Linked DNA regions of Homo sapiens: region 1 is linked to region 2. A link is a contact called in ENCODE Hi-C or POLR2A ChIA-PET data. All regions are on one chromosome and are shown on one strand. The core of a region is the stretch at or near the end of the contact, and the rest is flanking DNA. Distances in the headings are between cores, read along the strand shown.

Region 1 (6,032 bases), core at 2,783-5,282, 43 kb before region 2:
CTGGCTCAACCTTCAGCCCCTCTCCCCTCTCTGGAGTTTGGGGGTGGTGCCAAAAGTCCCAGACCTCTAATCCAGCCACCATCCTGAAGCTGTATGGGGACCCCCAGCCACCAATTGTCTCATTAGCATACAAAAGACACTGTTACCACTCCAGAAATTCCAAAAGTTTTAGGAGCTGTGTGCCAAAAAACCGGGGGCAGAGACCAAATATATATTTCTTTTTTAAAACAATTTTTTAATAGAAATGGGGTCTTGCTATGTTGCCCCGTCTGGTCTTGAATTCCTGGCCTCAAGTGATCTTCCTGCCTCAGCATCCCAAAATGTTGGGATTACAGACATGAGCCACCACACTGGCCATATTTCTTTTCTTATTTTTTTTCTTGAGACAGGGGCTCACTCTTAGCCCAGGCTGGAGTGTGGTGGCATGATCTTGACTCACTGCAGCCTCAACCTCCTCAGCCTCAGGTGATCCTCCCACCTCAGCCTCCTGAGTAGCTAGGACTACAGGCACACACCACCATACCCAGCTAATTTTTTAATTTTTACTGAAGACGGGGTTTCACCACGTTGTCCAGGCTGGTCTTTAACTCCTGAACTCAAGTCATCTGCCCGCCTTGGCCTCCCAAAGTGCTGGGACTACAGGAGTGAGGCACCACACCCAGCCCCAGCCATTTTGTTTAATTTCTTTCTTTAATGGGACAAGGTCTCGCTTTATTGCCCACATTGGCCTTGAACTCCTGGCCTTCAGCAATCCTGCTGCTTCAGCCTCCCAAAGTGCTAGGATTACAGGTGTGAGCCACCACACCCAGCCCCCAGCCATATTTTTTAAAATCACAATATCACAACAGTTCAAGACAAAATAAAAATGATAATATTAGTCTTTTATTTTGTTCACATAACAAAACACTATGATGCATTTAAGTGCATTTCTTTACAATATGTTTCTTTTTGAATCATACATTTTGAGGATTAAGATTTATAATATTCACTGGGCGCAGTGGCTTATGCCTGTAATCCTAGCACTTTGGGAGGCTGAGGTGAGCAGATCACAAGGTCAGGAGTTCAAGACCAGTCTGACCAACATGGTGAAACCCTGTCTACTAAAAATACAAAAATTAGCTGGGCGTGGTGGCAAGTGCCTGTAATCCCAGCTACCTGGGAGGCTGAAGCAGGAGAATTGCTTGAACCCAGGAGGCAGAGGTTGCAGTGAGCTGAAATCGCGCCACTGCACTCCAGCCTGGGCAACAGAGTGAGATCCTGTCTCAAAAAAAAAAAATTTATAAAAGATTTATCTCCACCATGGCTTATAATTATTTTTAAAATGGCTTGCTGTGCCAAACATCATCCCTCACAATTTTATATATCACTGTGCTTTCAGCTCAGACTTTGCAATGAAGATTTTTATATCAACTTTAGACAAGATGTAATCAAAGTATTTTTAAGCCTCCATCCCTTTTCTAAGTGAATGCATTTTAAGTTTCAATCCAAAAATATTTACTAGCATTATTATATCAAATAAGGAGCTATAAATCAAAGAACTCAAAGAACCCATAAATAATCATGTGTTTCAGACTCTGCTTTCAGAAAGGTAATTTTTTTTTTTTTTGAGACAGGGTCTTGCTCCGTTGGCCAGGATGGACAACCATGGCTCACTGCAGCCTCAACCTTCTAGGCACAAGTAATTCTCCCACCTCAGTCTCCTGAGCAGCTGGGACTACAGGTCACGCCACAGCACCCAGCTAATTATTTTTGATTTTTTGTAGAGACATGGTTTTACCATGTTGCTCAGGTTAGTCACAAATTCCTGGGCTCAAGCGATCCTCCCACCTCAGCCTTTCAAAGTGCTGGAATTACAGGCGTGAGCCACTGTGCCTGGCCTAGAAAGGTAACTTTTAAAACTATCTAATCAGTTAGGCATGATGGTATGTATCTGTAGTCCCAGCTACTCCAGAGGCTAAGGTGAGAAAATCTCTTGAGCCTAGTTGTTTGAGGCTGCAGAGAGCTATGATCACAACACTGCACTCCAACCTAGGCAACAGAGCAATACCCTATCTCTAAAAATAGTTAGAAAAAAATGTACGTAGAAATAAAACTGTCTAAGACAATCATTTAACTTTTTAAAAGTCTCCAGTAGAGACCCTGGAAGTCTCAGTGACTATACTTCAGTAATTACATTATAAAAAGACCCTGGCTGGGCTCGGTGGCTGTTGCCTGTAATCCCAGCACTTTGGGAGGCAGAGGCGGAGGCAGGCAGATACTTGAGGTCAGGAGCTCAAAACCAGGCTGGCCAACATGGTGAAACCCCATCTCTAATACAAAGATTAGCTTGGCGTGGTGGTGTGTGGCTGTCCCAGCTATTCAGGAGGCCGAGGCAGGAGAATTGCTTGAACCTGGGAGGCAGAGGTTGCAGTGAGCCAAGATTTCGCCACTGCACTCCAGTCTGGGCAAAAAGAGTGAAAAAAAAAAAATTAGCCAGGCATGGTGGCACATGCCTTTAATCCCAGCTACTCAGGAGGCTGAGGCACAAGACTTGCTTACACCTGGGAGGCAGAGGTTGCAGTGAGCTCAGATTGTGCCACTGCACTCCAGCCTGGGTAACAGAATGCGACCCTATTTCAAAATAAATAAATAAAAGTAATGAAATTAAATTAAATCAGACATGGTGGCGTGCACCTGTAGTCCCAGCTACTCAGGAAGCCAAGGCAGAGGATCACTTGAGCCTGGGAAGTCAAGGCTGCAGTGAGCCATGATCGCACCACTGCACTCCAGCCTGACGACAGTGAGACCCTGTCTCAAAAAAACAAGAAAATAAATAAATAAGTAAATAAATGTAATTGAACTTTTTTTAAAGTTCCTCAGTTGCAGTATATACAAATACAACATTTCCATCATCACAGAGAGCTATTGGATAGCACTGCTGTAGACACAGAAAAACTGACAGCCCACTCATTAAGTCTCTTCTCATATTTTACGCTTAACTGCCTGTAATGACCAATGTGTATTCTTATCAGTTGTTAATAATAGGGAGGATTCCTGCATATTAGGTGGGGCAGAAAAAAAAAAAACCAAGGCCGGGCATGGTGGCTCACACCTGTAATCCCAGCACTTTGGGAGGCAAGGTGGGTGGATCGCTTGAGGTCAGGAGTTCGAGAACGGCCTGGCCAACATGGCGAAACCCCATCTCTACTAAAAATACAAAAATTAGCTGGGTATGGTGGCCCAGGCCTGTAATTCCAGCTATTCAGGAGGCTGAGGCAGGAGAATCACTTGAACCTAGGAGGCAGAGGTGGCAGTGAGCCCAGATCACGCCACTGCACTCCAGCCTGGGTGACAGAGTGAGACTCCAGCTCAAAAAAAAGAGAGAGAGAATGAAGACAGAGATTTTAAAAAATCTTTTTAAGAAACAAGGTCTTGCTCTGACAACCCAGGCTGGAGTGCAGTGGTGCCATCATAGCTCACTGTAACCTTGAACTTCTGGGCTCAAGCAATCCTCCCACCTCAGCCTCCTGAGCAGCCAGGACTACAGGTGTGCACCACCATGCCTGGCGAATTTTGTTTTTAATATTTCGTAGAGACAGGGTCTTGCTGTGTTGCCCAGGCTGGCCTCAAACTCCTGGCCTCAAGTGATTCTCCCGCCTCAGCCTCCTAACGTGCTGGGATTACAGGTGTGAGCTGCCACACCCAGGCAAGATGGAGTATTATTCTAACCTCATCCAACAGAGTTTATTATTCAGTTTATCTCCTTTGGTTATATGTATTTTAAACCACATTCTGTGTCAGCTATTGCTTCTCTCTAGAAACATATTTTTAAGTTGTTCTTGTCTTGTTCTTCTCTAACACCATGGAATTTTAGCTGAGTTTTGGCCACATGTAGATTTAATAACATTGCATAATGAGATTTTCCTTTTATAGTATATTAGTTGTATTACGCCCATGTTTTCCAGCATTTTTTTTTTCTCATGAAATTTGTTAGTCTTCCAGGCAATATAGTGTTTCTACAGTAGGTGGCAGCAATTTCAAATTTCAGATTTATACCATATTAAGGTAGAGCAAATATTAATGCTGGGTGTTTTTTCCCTTTTATAACTTTTTAACTCCAGGAATGATTGGACCTGCAGTATTCCTGGTAGCTGCTGGCTTCATTGGCTGTGATTATTCTTTGGCCGTTGCTTTCCTAACTATATCAACAACACTGGGAGGCTTTTGCTCTTCTGGATTTAGCATCAACCATCTGGATATTGCTCCTTCGTGAGTACTAATATAAAGATTTGCTGTGATTGACTTTAAATTATATTTTTAAAAATCCTGATAAAAGGCCAGAGGCGGTGACTCACACCTGTAATCCCAGCACTTTGGGAGGCCAAGGCAGGCAGATAACCTGAGGTCAGGAGTTTGAGACCAGCCTGGCCAACATGGCGAAGCCCTATCTCTACTAAAAATACAAAAATTAGCCAGGCATGATGGCGGGCACCTGTAATCCCAGCTACTTAGGAGGCTGAGGCAGGAGAATCGCTTGAACCCAGGAGGCAGAGGTTGCAGTGAGCTGAGATCGCATCATTGCACTTCAGCCTGGGCAACAAGAGCAAGACTCCATCTAAAAAAAAAAAAACCTGATAAAATAGATATGATATAAAACTTACCATTTTAAGTATGCAGTTCTGTGGCATTAAGTATTCACATTGTTTCATAACTAGCACCACCAACAATCTCTAGAGCAATTTCATCTTCTCAACAGAAACTGTACCCGTTAAACACAATCTCCCATTTCTCCTTCCTCCCAGGCCCTGGCAACCAACATTCTACTTTCTGCCTCTATGGATTTGACTACTATAGGAATGACTTTAAATTCTTAACAGGATTTTAATTTACACAATAATTAAAGCAGGAAGTTGTTTTTAAATTTAAACTTTTAACTATCATCACCTCTGTCCACAGTGCTCTCATTAGAACATTGCAATAACTCATTACTGTGTCTGTTCACCCAACTAGACTAGGAACTCTGTGAAGGCAGAAACTCCCTTATTGTCCTCAGGGCTCTCCATGGCACTTGGCATGTAGTAGGCATTTTGTCAGATGAATGAATGTGAAAGAGTAGACCCAATTGATTTGTCTAACTATATTACCTATGTGCAAATATATTTGTGTAGCCCTTGATAGTTTACACATCACTTTCATAAACACTATCCATTTTACCCTTAAAGCATTCCTTTGAAGTAAGTATTTTTGCCCTATTTGAACGCTAAAGAAACTTAAGAGAAGTTAAGTGATTTATCTTGCAGCACACAGCTAATATAATAAATGATAGAGCCAAAACTTGAACCTAAAATTTTTACTTTTAAGCCCAAAATTCTTTCTACAGCTACCTCTCTGGAAATATTCTTTGAGCCACATACTTCTAAAACCATTTTGTGCCAGCTGACAAGGTAAATAAGGGAGCTATGTAAATATTTTAACCCAAAAGTTTTAATACACTTTATTTGTAAAAATAATAGATATAAATTTATTTTGGAGAAAAGACAGATGGACTCTTACCCTCTTTTCACTACCTCAAAATCTTCACACCTGGACTCCTACAGAATCTTCTGATTTCTATGAATCCTCAGTCTCCTATCTCTTCAATAAATACTCTAAGATAAGCTGCACTCTGTCACCCAGGCTAGAGTGCAGTGACGCCACTGTAGTTCACTGTGGCCTTGAACTCCTGGGATCAAGTAATCCTTCCTGCTCAGCCTCCTGAGTCGCTGGGACTGCAGGCATACATCACCATGCCTGGTTAATTTTTCAAAAAATATTTTGTAGAGATGGGGTCTCCCTATCTTGCCCAGGGTGGTCTCAGTCTCCTGGCCTCAAGTAATCTTCCCGCCTCAGCCCCCCGAAGTGCTAGGATTACAGGCGTGGGCCACAGCACCTGGCCAAGACTTGAGGTTTTGTCAAGCCTAGGATTGACGAATAGTCAAAGGGATATGGGAATTGAGAGTTTTGGCAAGAAATAGTTCTAGGCTATGTTATCGCTTAGGATGTTTTTAGTTGAA
Region 2 (5,838 bases), core at 1,901-4,400:
CAAAGGTTTACTAAGCTTAAAGGCTTATACGTCTTCTTCCTGATCATTTCACAAAGAAAGAAAAAGGAAAAGGAAAAAAAGAATGTAAAAAATAAGGCTTATACATCAGGGGTGACACTCCAAAACAGTTACAGCATCTAATTACAAAACAGTTTGCCAAGGTGTAGGATCCAGCTCCCTAGGCCCTCTGAATGGTACCACATCTTGTTTCCTTCTGACCCTAGTATGTCACATCTGAATACCACGTCTTGTTTCCTTCTAACCCTAATACCCATGGCTCACAGACACCTTCTGTCCCAGCCAAGGAAATACATACCACATTGAACTAAGCTTCTTGGTCCCCTGTATCTAAAGATGAAGGAGAACATGCTATGTCAGCCTGGCTCGCAGAATAATTGGCCCTGCACACTAAACTAGAAAACACACACACACATACACGTGCAGATGCACGCATACATAAGCAAATATGGGCACGGTGGCTCACGCCTGTAATCCCAGCACTTTGGGAGGCCAAGGCAGGTGGATCACTTGAGGTCAGGAGTTCCAGACCAGCCTGGCCAACATGATGAAATCCCACCTCTACTAAAAATACAAAAATTAGCCGGGTGTGGTGGTGAACGCCTATGATCCCAGCTACTCAGGAGGCTGAGGCATGAGAATTGCTTTGGGGAACCTGGGAGACAAAGGTTGCAATGAGCCGAGATCGTGCCACTGCACTCCAGCCTGGGCAACAGAGCGAAACCCCATCTCAAAAATAAATAAATAAATATATAAAAATTAAAAATAAAATCATTTGCTTATGTGCCAGGGAATTTACAGCCAAGTAGTTAAGTAAAATGCATACAAACCCAAAGAGGAAGCACTTAACCAAGTATCTGTTTAAGTTAAACAGGGAGATGCAGATTACGTGTGCCAAACACAGCTGGGCTTCCATGCTACGGTTCTTGGCCCTTCTGAGTCCCTGGAGCTATGTGCCTCTGGAGTTTGGAGCAAGATCAGTGCAGCGGTAGTAATTTTTACAATGATGAACGACTGCCTCAGTTGAAAGCCTGCTTCCTCATCATCCCTTGCCCAAATCCTGCTGTTCGGTTCCCAGACTGCTCTGTTCCCACAAGTTTTTCCAGAGAACACTGTAGGCCAATACACATATTCAGGTGAGCTGAGAGGAAAACCACAACAGCTGGGAGCCAGAATAAAGGGCAGGCAATGTAATAAGGAGACACTAGCAAGATTGCTGGAACCCACAGGATTTGACCACATGCTTTCCAAAGGCAGTCCTACTAAGAGAATAGTCTAATATTCCATTTTATAAGTATGAATTCTTTGAAATTATCCTACAGGCTCTCTAGTGGTATTCTTGACTTATAAAGACATTATTATATCTGGCAGGGCATGGTGGCTCATGCCTATAATCCCAGTACTTTGGGAGGCCAAGGTGGGCGGATCACTTAAGCCAGGAGTTCGAGACCGGCCTGGCCAACATGGTGAAACCCTGTCTCTACTAAAAATACAAAAATTAGCCGGGCATGGTGGCACACACATGAAATCCCAGCTACTTGGGAGGCTGAGGCAGGAGAATCGCTTGAACCCGGGAGGCAGAGGTTGCAGTGAGCCAAGATTGTGCCACTGCACTCCAGCCAGCCTGGGCGACAGAGCGAGACTCCATCTCAAATAAAAAAATAAAAAAAAAGACATTATTATATTCAAAGACATACTTGTTCAACTGTTACATTCAACATGCACATAAACTAACTGGAAGATATGTAACAAGGGCAAAATGACTGGGAAATAACTATTTCTGAATTGATGCTTGCAGGCTGGCAGGATTTGGGGAAGGAAGAAGCTTGGAAATTTGTAGAACTGGCCCTGGGGCACACTTCTTGACCACCCAGCAAGCCACTTGGTTTCTGAGTCTGATTTCTGAGGCAGAGAGTTTCTTTTTTTTTTAGACAGAGTCTCGCTGTGTCACCCAGGCTGGAGTGCAGTGGCGCAATCTCGGCTCACTACAAGCTCCGCCTCCCAGGTTCATGCCATTCTCCTGCCTCAGCCTCCCGAGTAGTTGGGACCACAGGCGCCTGCTAGCACACCCGGCTAATTTTTTGGTATTTTTTTTTTTTAGTAGAGACGGGGTTTTACCGTGTTAGCCAGGATGGTCTCGATCTCCTGACCTCATGATCTGCCCGCCTCGGTCTCCCAAAGTGCTGGGATTACAGGCATGAGCCACCGCACCTGGCCAAGGCAAAGAGTTTCTTAACCAGGCATCATATTAAAGCAATGGTTCTTAAAGTGTACTATAAGGACCAGTAGTTTCAAAGAATATGCATTACTTTTAAACTTGTTAAAATGCAAATTATTGCTGGGCACGGTGGCTCATGCCTGTAATCCCAGCACTTTGGGAGGCCAAGGCGGGAGGATCACTTGAGGTCAGGAGTTTGAAACCAGCCTGGCCAACATGGCCAAACCCCATCTCTACTAAAAATACAAAAATTAGCCAGGTGTGGTGGTGGGCACCTGTAATCCCAGTGACTCGGGAGGCTGAGGCAGGAGAATCGTTTGAACCCAGGAGGGAGAGGTTGCAGTCCACTGCACTCCAGCCTGGGCAACAAAGCGAGACTTCGTCTCAAAAAAAAAAAAAGGAAATTACTGAGTCCTACCCAAACCTACAAAATTAGAAACTCTGGGCCTACCAATCTGTGTTTTCAGTTCACCTGGCCTCCAGGTAATGTGGTGGGTGTATTGTGAGGTATGACAAACATTATTTTAAAGTGCTGAAGCCTTCTGCCGTAGCTCCAGAGTAAAGACATCAAGCAGATCATCATCATCCTGGCTTGCATGGAATCTGGAACCAGGCAGCCCCAGTTGGCTTGCTGTAATCATAGTCACTCCAAGAACCCATTTCCTACCTCAGTTCACAATCTTTGGCAGTCTAAATCCTAAATCCTTGGCTGCTAGTCCCATACCCTTCCCTACCTCTGCTCGGCTTCACCTTAATGCTTCACTTGGTCTTCTTCCCAATTTGCCCTCACACCACCTACCCCACAGTATTTTCCAGATAATATGTGTAACAGACCAGGCGGATGCAAACTGAAGCACAGCACATGTACTTTGTACCCCGCTCCCTTACGCAACCTCAATTTGTCACCAAGCTGGCTGAGCATGAGGAAAACCTGACTCCGCCCTGTGAGCCGAGAACACACCAAGAATACACCAGAAACTCACCAGGAAGCCCCACCTCCCGGGAATAACTGTGGGGCCACCAGCTAGGATGTGTTATCCTGGCTCCCTCAAAACAATGGGAAATCAAAAAAAATTTTTTTTTGATGTTTAGTGGCATATAATAGGAGGTTATGAATGTAAATTCCAGGGTGGTTTCAAACTGGAGAGCCAGTAAATTCTTCCGTGAATTTGAGTAATGATTAAAAAGCAAACTAGAAGCTGGGCACGGGGGCTCACATCTGTAATCCCAGCACTTTGGGAAGCCAAGGTGGGTGGATCCCTTGAGCTCAGGAGTTCAAGACCAGCCTGGGCAACATGGAAAAACCCCATGTCTATAAAAAATTAGCCAGGCATGGTGGTGTGCACCTGTGGTCCCAGCTACTTGGGACAGGTGGGAGAATCACTTGAGCCCAGGAGGTGGAGGTTGCAGTGAGCTGAGATTGCACCACTGTACTCCAGCCTGGGCAACAGAGTGAGACTCTGAAAAGAAAGAAATTAGAAAACCATCAAATGGCACCTTTGACGGAAGATGCAGGCTACATCATCTTACTCACATCTACTCTAGCATTTTCGAAACTGCATTAGCAAAATATTTGAGCTACTATCTCTTAAAACTTCCCTCCAAGCAGTCCTTCAGGCCAATTTTGGGGAGGTGGGAAGTTGAATAGTGGCTCATTTGATTATCGTTGGTTCAAAATGCCATGGCAAAACACACTTTAATAATAAGGAATACAGATTTGTATTTTAACTTGCATATGGCTTCCTATTCTCTACACTAAATATGCAGGAATCCCAGAGGCCTGGGGCAGGAATGTGTAGCTGCCTGTGCACACTCAAATGGCAGACATTCTTTAAATGTTTGTGGACCCTGTCCCTTCCGCCTCTGTCTCCTAGTCTTAAGCTACCCAGTGTCCTAGTTTCTAGGCTTGTCCTGCTCTAACTTTTCAGCCAAAATAGCACAGTATTTTAACAATGCTTTTTTTTTTTTTTTTTTTTTTAAGATGGAATCTCGCTCTGTCACCCAGGCTGGAGTGCAGTGGCACAATTTCGGCTCACCACACCCTCTGCCTCCTGGGTTCAAGCAATTCTTCTGCCTCAGCCTCCCAAGTAGCTGGGATTACAGGTGCCCACCACCATACTGGCAGTAGAGACGGGGTTTCACTACATCGGCCAACCGGTGTCAAACTGCTGACCTCAGGTGATCCGCACGCCTCAGCCTCTCAAAGTGCTGAGATTACAGGCGTAAGCCACCGTGCCTGGCCAACAATGCTTCTTATACTTAATGTGCATACAGATTCATTTGGAATCTTGCTAAAATGCAGATTTGAATTCAACAGGTCTAAGGGGTGCCCAAGATGCTTCCTTTCTAACAAACTCCCAGAGGTTGCCCCTTGTTCCTGGTCCACAGGCCACACTGAATAGCAAAGCTCTACAGGAGTCAGCAGACTTTTTCTGAAAAGGGACAGATAGTACAAATTTAAGACTTTGTGGGACATAGGGTCTCTGTCCAACTGCACAATTCTGCTGTTGTAGCATGAAAACAGACAGAACATGTAAATGATAGGTGTATTACCAGAAAGGGTCCTGATCCAGACCCTTAGAGAGGGTTCTTGGATCTCGAGCAAGAAAGAATTTGAGCTGAATCCATAAAGTGAAAGTAAGTTTATTAAGAAAGTAAAGAAATAAAGAATGGCTCCTCACAGGCACAGCAGCAGCATGGGCTGCTGGTTGGCTATTTTATGGTGTTTTTTTATTTTGTTTTTGTTTTTAAGACAGAGTTCTGCTCTTTTCACCCAGCCTGGAGTACAATGGTACGATCTCAGCTCACTGCAACCTCCGCTTCCCCGGTTTAAGCGATTCTCCTGCCTCAGCTTACCCAGTAGCTGGGATTACAGGCACCCGCCACCACGCCTAACTTTTTTGTATTTTTAGTAGAGATGGGGTTTCGCCATGTTAGCCATGCTAGACTCGAACTCCTGACCTCAGGTGATCTGTTTGCCTCGACCCACCAAAGTGTTGGGATTACAGGCATGAACCACCACACCCAGCCCACTTTTATGGTTATTTCTTGATTATATGCTAAACAAGGGGTGTCTTATTCATGAGTTTTCCAGGAAAGGGGTGGGCAGTTTCCGGAACTGAGAGCTCCTCCCCTTTCTAGACCATATAGGGTAACTTCCTGACATTGCCATGGCATTAGTAAACTGTCACGGTTCTGGTAGGAGTATAGCAGTGAGAACAACCAGTGGTCACTCTCGTCGCCATCTTGGTTTTGATGCTTCTTTAGTGCAACCTGTTTTATCAGCAAGGTCTTTATGACCTGTATCTTGTGCTGACCCCGTATCTCATCCTGTGACTTAGACTGTCTGGGAATGCCGCCCAGATGGTCTCAGCCTTATTTTACCTAGCCACTATTCAAGATGGAGTTGCTCTGGTTCACACGCCTCTGACATAGGGACCCAAGTGTAGGTCTTAACTCAGCCATTTACTAACTCTATGGCTCAAGTAAGTCGCCTCTTGGATTCTCATTTAACTAAACCGTTACATGGGAGCAAAAATTCTTATCTTAGGGCTGTTTGCCTAGTGCCTGGCACACATCAGGTCTTCAATAGAAGGAAATTA

The links. Hi-C counts contacts between places; a loop is a spot of excess contacts on that map. ChIA-PET counts read pairs that join two places held with the same protein, here RNA polymerase II (POLR2A). Pooled maps may share reads with other maps.
Region 1: a loop to region 2 is called in a map of CD14-positive monocyte, with 4 times the contacts of the local background. The contact joins two enhancer-like sites. A Hi-C loop is called at or near these places in 5 of 168 maps with a recorded cell type or tissue (CD14-positive monocyte, HepG2 and heart left ventricle) and 7 of 50 pooled maps. POLR2A ChIA-PET finds 5 or more read pairs at or near these places in 15 of 52 experiments (A673, H1, MCF 10A and 7 more).

What each region holds. Positions count from the first base shown.
Region 1 is chr6:73,608,616-73,614,647 of GRCh38, reverse strand. SLC17A5 (solute carrier family 17 member 5) reads left to right here. Exons shown (of 11, transcript NM_012434.5): 9 at 4,101-4,248. Among named protein-coding and RNA genes, the nearest start is that of SLC17A5, 42 kb to the left of the region's middle. RefSeq lists enhancers at 3,087-3,256, 5,018-5,187. Within about 2 kb of position 4,032, at least 2 of the 41 ENCODE cell types and tissues checked have a DNase peak (open chromatin) inside an H3K27ac peak, as active enhancers do.
Region 2 is chr6:73,564,488-73,570,325 of GRCh38, reverse strand. EEF1A1-AS1 (EEF1A1 antisense RNA 1) reads right to left here. Exons shown (of 5, transcript NR_187283.1): 4 at 1-39. Among named protein-coding and RNA genes, the nearest start is that of EEF1A1-AS1, 44 kb to the right of the region's middle. RefSeq lists a silencer at 4,322-4,504 and an enhancer at 4,053-4,602. Within about 2 kb of position 3,150, at least 9 of the 41 ENCODE cell types and tissues checked have a DNase peak (open chromatin) inside an H3K27ac peak, as active enhancers do.